Regions from separate parts of the Homo sapiens genome. Here region 1 is linked to region 2. A link is an interaction called in ENCODE POLR2A ChIA-PET data of the cell type or tissue named here. Cell type or tissue: MCF 10A. All regions are shown on one strand. Links, peaks and the distances in the headings refer to the core of each region. The heading gives the core; the rest is flanking DNA. Region 1 has its middle 110 kb from the start of VGLL3. Region 2 overlaps VGLL3 (vestigial like family member 3).

Region 1 (4,405 bases), core at 175-4,174, 58 kb before region 2:
AACCAACATGGCACATGTATACCTATGTTTCAAACCTGCATGTTGTGCACATATACCCTAGAACTTAAAGTATAATAATAAAAGTAAAATAAAATAAAAATAAAAATAAAAAATCTTGAAATAGAAAAACAAAAACGAAAAACTCATTTGTACTTCTCCAAAAATAACTTTCTATTTGTCTTGAAGAGTATTTAACTTTATGGTATCTGATTTTTAACCCATCTCAAATTTAATATTAAATCTTGGAAATGACATTCGACTATATTTTTATAGTTCTAAAGTATATTAATGATTAACATTGCCTTATTTTGATATATTTTTTCATGATTATATTTACATACAAAATTCTAAAGCTACTTAAAACTACAAAAATATGTTTATTTCTTCAAATACATGGATTCATTTCTCTTCAAATACATTAAATTAATAAACAATAAGCAATCTCAAACTTTTTAAACATTTGTGACTGAGCCTAAATAAACATAGTTTTGTGTTTATGTTTTCTTTGGTAAATGAATAAAATAATGCCTTCACAAAGTTATAAATTCAAATACTACAAAAGGGATCATAATGGAAAATGCTACCTTCCCACACCAATAAGAACAACTAATCTTTATATAGTATAGTGTTTCCTATGGACCAGATATTAGTCTAAGTCTTCTGTGTGTAGACATATGTACATTAATTTTCACCACATCCTCATGTGGCAGGTAGTATTGTTTTCATGTTACAGATGATGAAACTGAAGCAAAAAGTATTAGGTAACTTGTCCAAAGTTGCATGGTTAGTAAGGGTCAGGGTCAGAATTTATAATCAGTATTTTTACTCCAGAGGCCATGGTCTTAGTCACTACTCTGTTCTCTTTCTCTCTGAGCATTATATTCCTGATGTGACTAGTGAATTTCTTCAACAGAAAATAATCACTGTATCCTTCATAAATCAGATGGGTAAAAAAAATATGGATATTTTTGGCCACGTTTTTTATTAGAGAACAAGTCAGTGGAAGGTCATGCTATAAAGGATGGATGTGTGTCTGCGCATTTGTCTGCATTTCACTGTAATAAGATTTGTTTGCTCATGGTAGTTACCTTTCTCTTTATGTTAATTATTCTAACAAAAGTAAAGGGGATTAAAACATTAAACGGTCACCAAATTCTCTTGCACGGCCCTTTCAAATGTGTCTCTCAGGGCTTGGATTAAGACCTTCTCCTGCTCTGCTGTGACAATATTCTTCAAGACAGATTTCACAGTAAGGAGAAGAAGCATTTAAAAACTGAGGCATGGTGGATATTTGTGTGTGGAGAAAGGGAAGGAATAAAAGGAGACAGATCCAGGGGAACAAGGAGCAAAACATTGCAGTGGTTGTTTAAATAATCTGAATTCCACTAATAACCAAGCATTGTAGAAATAAAATGCTTTAGAATGTGGACTTGGCATTGATTTATTTGTTAACTAACAAGTTGAACATAGCTTTCACATGGGGGCCCTTTCAATTTCCCTCCTAATTTAAATTGAAGCTGTGACACATGGTTCAGTTCCAACAAATGTGACTTTCCCCCAGCCCTCAGAATCTAAGCAATGCATCTCTCAGTTTAAAAAGAAGAAAAGTAATAATAAAATCTTTATAAGATATTATAATCTATTTGCTCCTTTGTTGAGGAATAGTGACAGTCATTTTACAGATTGGATACCGATTAGAAAATTTTTCAAATTTGCTTTGCATTCAGTTTCAGACCTGGACCACAGCTATCGATTATTAATTTGATTGGCGTGCACTTCATCTGATATAAATCTAAAATGTTGATTTAGACTGCATTTTGAATATCTCAATACATCTCTAAAATATGGAAACTCACCTAATAGCTAAACACTGCCTATTGAGGTGGGCTAAAATGTATATTTCTATTTAAGCTCATTTTTCTTATTAACATAGGAACCAGGGCTGTGTGAGTGTTGTGCTAGTAAAATCAAGTCAACCGATAGTCATTTCATACATTGTAGGCATTGTAGGGAATACTAGAGGAAAAAAAAAAAAAAGACACCTGCACAATCTAATTAGAAAGGCAAGATAAATGTTCCTCTAAATTTTAAGACAATACATTATAAATTAATAGATTGTTTTATACAAATATAAGTACTACTGGAAATTGAATGTTTGAAATACCTGTGTTTTTTTTTTTTTAATTTAGCCTGAGTTTCGCTTCCCAAGTTCAAGCGATTCTCCCGAATAGCTGGGACTACAGGTGTGCGCCACAATGCCTGGCTAACTTTTGTATTTTTAGTAGAGAAGGGGTTTCACCAGGTTGGCCAGGCTGGTCTCAAACTCCTGACAGGTGATCCTCCTGCTTCGGCCTCCCAAAGTGCTGGGATTACAAGAGTGAGCCACCATGCCTGGCCTTGAAATATCTCTGAGGTTGAATGATTAATAAAGTTTTTGTGAAGAAAATTGTTCTAAAAAATTGCATATGGTATTATGTTGCAGAAAAATAAGGAAGAGACTACAAGGGTGCAGTGGAAAATGTAGCTCTGGGATAGTGGAAGAAGAAAGCAAGGGAGAAGGGGCAATGACAGAAGTTAACTTACATTGTAGTATGATACAAAGCATTGCTAATGACGGAAGGTTTGTTTCCAGCCTCCCACTCTGCCCCAATTCATATGTTGGAGCTTAATTCCCGATGCCATAGTATTTGGAGATAGGGCTTTTGGGGGTGATTAGGTCATGAGGGTGGAGTCCTCATGGTGAAATTAGTGCTCTTATAAAAAGAGACACAAGAGAGTTTGCTTCCTCTCCCTGCTCTCCACCAGGTGAGGCTACACGGAACGGGGAGCTGGCTACAAATCAAGAAGCGGGCCCTCACCAGACACTGCATCTGCTGCCACCTTGATCTTCAACTTCCCAGCTTCTAGACTGTGAGAAATACATATGTGTTGTTTAAACTGCACCATTTATGGTAGTTTACTATGGAAGCCAAAACTAAGATAAATATGTTGAGTCACCCGTCGATGATGTGGACTGGCTGATGGTGCTAAGAATCTACCTCTCAAAAAGCTTTTACTCCTAACCTCCCAAGTAAAGACATGCTATTTTCAAGTTCTTTGTTTGGGTATTTCAGGGAAGATTACTCTCTTTACTGCCTTAGAGATTCCCCTTTTTCAGATCACCAGCGGCATCATGTTTTTCCTACTCTGCTATACTTCTGAGCCTCTCACTGTTTGATGGGCGGACCCAGTCCATGAGACTGCCCTTGTCTTAGGCTGGACAGAGCCATGCTTTCCATGTGACAGTGTATCATGTAGACCAAGCAGTATGTCGACACTTACCTGAGGTTCAGGTGTTTCCATGGAAGCTAGGGCCACTCATTCAGGTTACATGCTTAAGGACAACAGGTGCAGTCTCTTGATATGTAGTCTTATTACGATCTTCCTACCACAATCTCATCCCCTATCCAAGTCCCCTTATCTCTCACGGACCACACAACTTTAATTCTGCTTCCCAGACAACTATGAGGAAAAGTTTAAGCTGTTAAAAAAAAGGAGTTGAGCTGCTGTATCTTTGTATTGAAATATAAACAATTCAAAACTCAAACAGGAAAAAAAAGTTTTTTCTTTATATTTTGTAATTGATTAATTCTGGGAAGGGAGCAAGCATTATTCAGTGTAAAAGGAGATGTTCCACCTGTGCCTCCAATATTTCTCTACTTGTGGCTTTTGTGATCTGTAAATCCCATCCCTCCTAGATAAGCCATAACTCTTTTGCTGCCCCATCTCCAAGATCCTAGAAGAAACTAATCTGATACAATTGTAAACTTAAATGTATATGTCCTTGGAGTACAGTGTAACCCAGATATAAAATATCCTTATGATTTTCTAAACTCCAAAATACCACCCAGAGCAAGACATAAATAATGAAATTTAAGTGAGAATATTGCTCAGATATTTATCTTGAGTGGTTACCTGGGCGCGTGCTCTCTCTCTCTCTCATTGTTTTAAGTATTTTTTTTTTCTGGTTGCATAATACAGAGTCATGTATTAACAAAATGTCAAATTGCCACAGGTTTTGGAATCTTGTAGTAGCTTGTTGGCAAAGAGATACAGCAGAGAGGCTACTGTGTTTTCATTGTAAAAAGGATATCTGAAGAGGGAATATTAACCAAAAGGGAAATATAATAACAGTGTGGGAATAAAAGAAATTTTTGTTATCTTCCCTTAAAAATAATTGTTATTATGTTGAATTATAAGATATCTTTCACCGTAGCTTTGTGGGTGTTATCACAGGAGAGGGAAAAGGCTTAATAGCAAGTAAACAAAATTTATATTTTTAGGAGAGCATTTATTTAGATCACACCACATATTGGCATATAAACCAGTTCCTACCAAATGAGTCCATTGAGATGACATACTTATT
Region 2 (4,405 bases), core at 103-4,102:
AGTTCCACAGATCTCTAGGGCAGGGCAAAATTCCTCGTCTTTTTGCTGAGACATAACAAGAGTCACCTTTGCTCCAGTACCCAACAAGTTCCTCCTCTCCATCTGAGACCATCTCGTCTTGGATTTCATTGTCCATATCACTATCAGCCTTTTGATCAAAGCTAGTCAACAAATCTCTAGGAAGTTCCAAACTTTCCCATATTTTCCTGTCTTCTTCTGACCCCTCCAAACTGTTCCAACCTCTGCCTGTTACCCATTTCCAAAGTTGCTTCCACATTATTGGGTATCTTTTCAGCAGTGCCCCCACTCTACTGGTACCAATTTACTGTATTAGCCCATTTTCGTGCTGCTGATTTCATACCCGAGACTGGGCAATTTACAAAAGAAAGAGGTTTAATGAACTTACAGTTCCACATGATTGGGGAGGCCTCACAATCATGGTGGAAGGCAAGGAAGAGCAAGTTACATATTACATGGATGGCAGCATACAAAGAGATAGCTTGTGCAAGGAAACTCCCCTTTGTAAAACTATCAGATCTTGTGAGACTCATTCACTATCACAAGAACAGCACTGGGTCCCTTCCACAATTCTTGGTAATTATAGGAGCTACAAGATGAAATTTGAGTGGGTGCTCAGGGCCAAATTATATCAGTGCCCTTCAGAATGAACTTAACTGATGATTTCCTCAATTACTGAAAAGTTAGATTAATTAAAGAGCAACAACAATATTTACTTAGTGATAAGTAAATTAAATACTTAATTCTAGTAACAACTCTGTGAAGTAGTTTCCTTTAATATCTTCATTTGATGGCTGGGCTCAGTGGCTCACGCTTGTAGTCCCAGCACTTTGGGAGGCTAAGGCAGGCAGATCACAAGGTCAGGAGTTCGAGACGAGTCTGGCCAGTGAAACCCAGTCTCTACTAGAAATACAAAAATTAGCTGGGCATGGTGGCAGGCACCTGTAATCCCAGCTACTTGGGAGGCTGAGGCAGGAGAATCCCTTGAATTCAGGAGGCAGAAGTTGCGGTGAGCCGAGATCCAGCCACTGCACTCTAGCCTGGGTGACAGAGCTAGACTCCCGCTCAAAAAAAAAAAAAAAAAAAAAATCTTCATTTTACATACAGATGACCACACTGTGACTTAAAGAGGTGAAGAAAATTATCCAAAATATACAGCTTCTAAGTAGCATTGCTGAAACTCAACCCCCATTTTTATATTGCTAACAGCTTCTCAAATAATGCTATCTGCATATTGCTATTTGTGAGAATCACTTGAGGTGAATTCATGTAATACTCATGATAGATCAATGACTTTCATTAAATATTGGTTCCTATTTCTTTGTATTTATATAGCACTTTATTTTTCCCAAATCAGTTTAGATTTATTTCACTTGATCTTCCTTGGACAGATAAACAGAAATATAAGATTAAATAATATCAACAAATCACCAGTGGAAATGGTCCTAGGATGTGGGCCTTCTCTCTTCATATTTGGTACCTTCTTTCCTTCAAACCTTCAATTCTTCAAGATACCATAAGAAGAAACTTTGAATTTTAACTTTTCTTGTGTCCTCCCTCCATTTTCGGGCTCTGAGGAAAGGCATATGAAAATAGGGCATATGCTTATTTTCATAAAAGGATGAGTGCCTTGATGTTACAGAACCTGATAGCACACACTTAAAATGATTATTTTGCCATCTTTGGAATCATCATGGCTGGAGGGCCACTCACAACAGGACTTTTCCTCTTCTTGCAATGATAAGCCTTAATGGAATCTGGCCTGCAGAGTGTCTGGGCTGTGTGTGAGCCTGATGTCAGATCAAGTCCAAGCAAGTTCCCCGAAGCTCAGGCTTTACAACATCGTGTAACTCAGAAACATTCCATCAAGCCACCACCCACCTTTTCCAGTGGGAATCTACTAAAATGATTTTCTTGGAAGCAGTGTGGAAGTAGGGGGAAGGGTGTTAAATTTGTGCTTTTGGAGTGGATTGTAGATGGGTGAGTGGGTGGAGAAAAGAGCGGGGGGGGGGGCGGGAATTAAAAGCAAAGATGGAAAAAATAACCACACTGCCACCAAAATATTCTGCTCAAGGATGAGGGAGTTCACCCTACAGCTGTTAGCGCTGTTCAGCATATTTTGCATATTTATATATACCAAGTATTTCCAAACAGCCTTGTGTTTGTTTTAAAATCCCACACGGAGATGTCTGGTAAAGCTGTCACTGCAGAAACTTCATGGTGAAGTTTGTAAGACTACTTTCAAAATTCTTTATATGCATCATAAACTGAGCAGAAGAGCTATTGTCATTAACCACATTATAGAGAAATCTAAACTAATCTGCCTACCCATCAGACAACACTCAGAACAAAGCACCCATGTTCTAAGACAAAGAAAGAACCTCGTTGATTGAAGCCAATTTTTTTTATTGTTGGTGTAATTTGTTTAACACAAAATGGCACATAGCATGATATCATGTCACCCATTGATCCTTGATTAGTCCTGAAGTTATCAAAGTATGATTTTTCTTTATTTCTGTTGACTCTAATCTTTGACTTAACGATATTTTCCCAGACTTACTGAGTTATAATTGACACATAAAAGTTATATATATTTAAGGTATACGATATGATGATTTGATATAGGTAAACATTGTGTAATCATTATCACAATCAAATTAATTAATACAACCATAACTAGAAGTATTTTTTGTAAGAAAAATGATAACACTGGACAGATTTTTCATGTAGCCATTTTCTTTTGGAAACATAAAATACCACAAAACCATACATAGCTCATTTGAAAAAGATTCTTAAGCTTTCAACAGAAGGAATAGGGGAGTTTAAAGCTATATTTTCCTTTTAGCAAGATCCACAAGAAAGGATAGAGTGTCATGCTTAAAGGGGAACAGATTTTGTATTTTTTGGCAAGATATTAAATCCTCTGTTGCTATATTTGGCTCTCTGCAAATAGTCTCTTGTACAAGTGCAAAGCAAAGATCAATGCTGATGTTCTTCATTCAGTCACAGCCAAACTTGGTATGGAAAGTAAAACAGTTGTGCTTGAGTGTTGTTTCGAACAAAGTCTTGCAGCTCATTTATTGATCAGCAGCATTCCAGAGTATGGATACCTTCTTTACACATTAAATCTATCAAAACATGTTTGCTTTTCCATAACAGTTTTCCACTGCTTAACTGATAGCAGATGGAGTGATTCAATCTGGACAAAAGTGTTAAAGCTTTACCACGTCAATGTGGTCATATTTAGCTATTTAGTCAAATGTGTATAAGCAGGTCAAATAAGATGCTTGGAGACTTAGGACATCGCAAGATGGGTCTAAGTTCCCAAAAAAGGAAGCAAAACAATTAAATCCTACTTGGTTGTCCCCAGAGAAAACACACTTCAGCTAGGAAGAATCTGCACTAGATGACCTGTTCTCCACCCCCTAGACTGCTCATCTTACATAAGTAACACATAACCCTTTGGATTCTGAAGCACTATAATAACTACATGAAACATTTGAAATAGTGACAGGAATTTTCTTTACATGCAATTATTTAATGAATGAAGATAAACCCCCACACAAATGCCAACGCAAACATTATGACTTGCTACTCCCAGTGAAATAGTCCTTCTCGATTACAAGAGTGATAGAAAATGATGGAAGTCCAATACTAATTGTTGTAGGTAGAATAATGGCTCCAAGTCCTAATCCCCAGAACCATTGAATATGTTACTGTACATGGAAAAAGGGCCTTTAAAGATGTAATTAAGAACCTTGAGCATGGCGCAATGGCTTATGCCTGTAATCCCAACACTTTGGGAGGCCAAGGCAGGCAGATCACGAGGTCAGGAGACGGAGACCATCCTGGCCAACATGGTGAAATCCCGTCTCTACTAAAATACAAAATATTAGCCTTGTGTGGTAGCACGCATCTGTAGTCCCAGCTACTCGAGAGGCTGAGGCAGGGGAATCCTTTGAACCCGGGAGGTGGAGGTTGGAGTGAGCCGAGATCGCGCCACTGCACTCCAGCCTGACGACAGAGCAAGACTCCATCAAAACAAAACAAAACAAAACAAAACAAAAAAACAAAACAGAACAAAAACCTTGAGATGAAGAGATTATTCTGGATTACACAGATGCAGCTATTGTAATCACATGAGTCCTTAAATATGTAAGGGAGAGGAAGAAGAGGAAGTCAGTGATGTCATGTGAGAAGGTCTTGACCAGGTTGCTGGATTTGAAGATGGAAGGAAACTAAGCAAAGGACTCTAGAAGCAGGGAACAGCAAGATTCTCTCTTGGAAGCATCCAGGAAATGCCTCCTACATTCTGTAGCCCACCAAGACTAAGATCTTTGCTGAATGTCTGACTGACAGAGCTGTAAGATAATAAATTTGTGTTGTT

Evidence for each region. Peaks named below come from ENCODE experiments on the same cell type or tissue, not always from the same donor. Only the 100,000 strongest peaks of a DNase experiment are listed, where the experiment ranks them.
Region 1: POLR2A ChIA-PET joins it to region 2 with 5 read pairs; 2 of 35 experiments call an interaction of 5 or more read pairs at or near these places.

The regions. Positions count from the first base shown.
Region 1 is chr3:86,877,280-86,881,684 of GRCh38, forward strand. No RefSeq gene overlaps it. Among named protein-coding and RNA genes, the nearest start is that of VGLL3, 110 kb to the right of the region's middle. In MCF 10A, for the core only: no CTCF peak of the experiment used is centred there; no DNase peak of the experiment used is centred there.
Region 2 is chr3:86,935,566-86,939,970 of GRCh38, forward strand. It overlaps VGLL3 (vestigial like family member 3), which reads right to left. Exons shown (of 4, transcript NM_016206.4): 4 at 2,408-4,405. Among named protein-coding and RNA genes, the nearest start is that of VGLL3, 53 kb to the right of the region's middle. In MCF 10A, for the core only: no CTCF peak of the experiment used is centred there; a DNase peak (open chromatin) is centred at 1,836.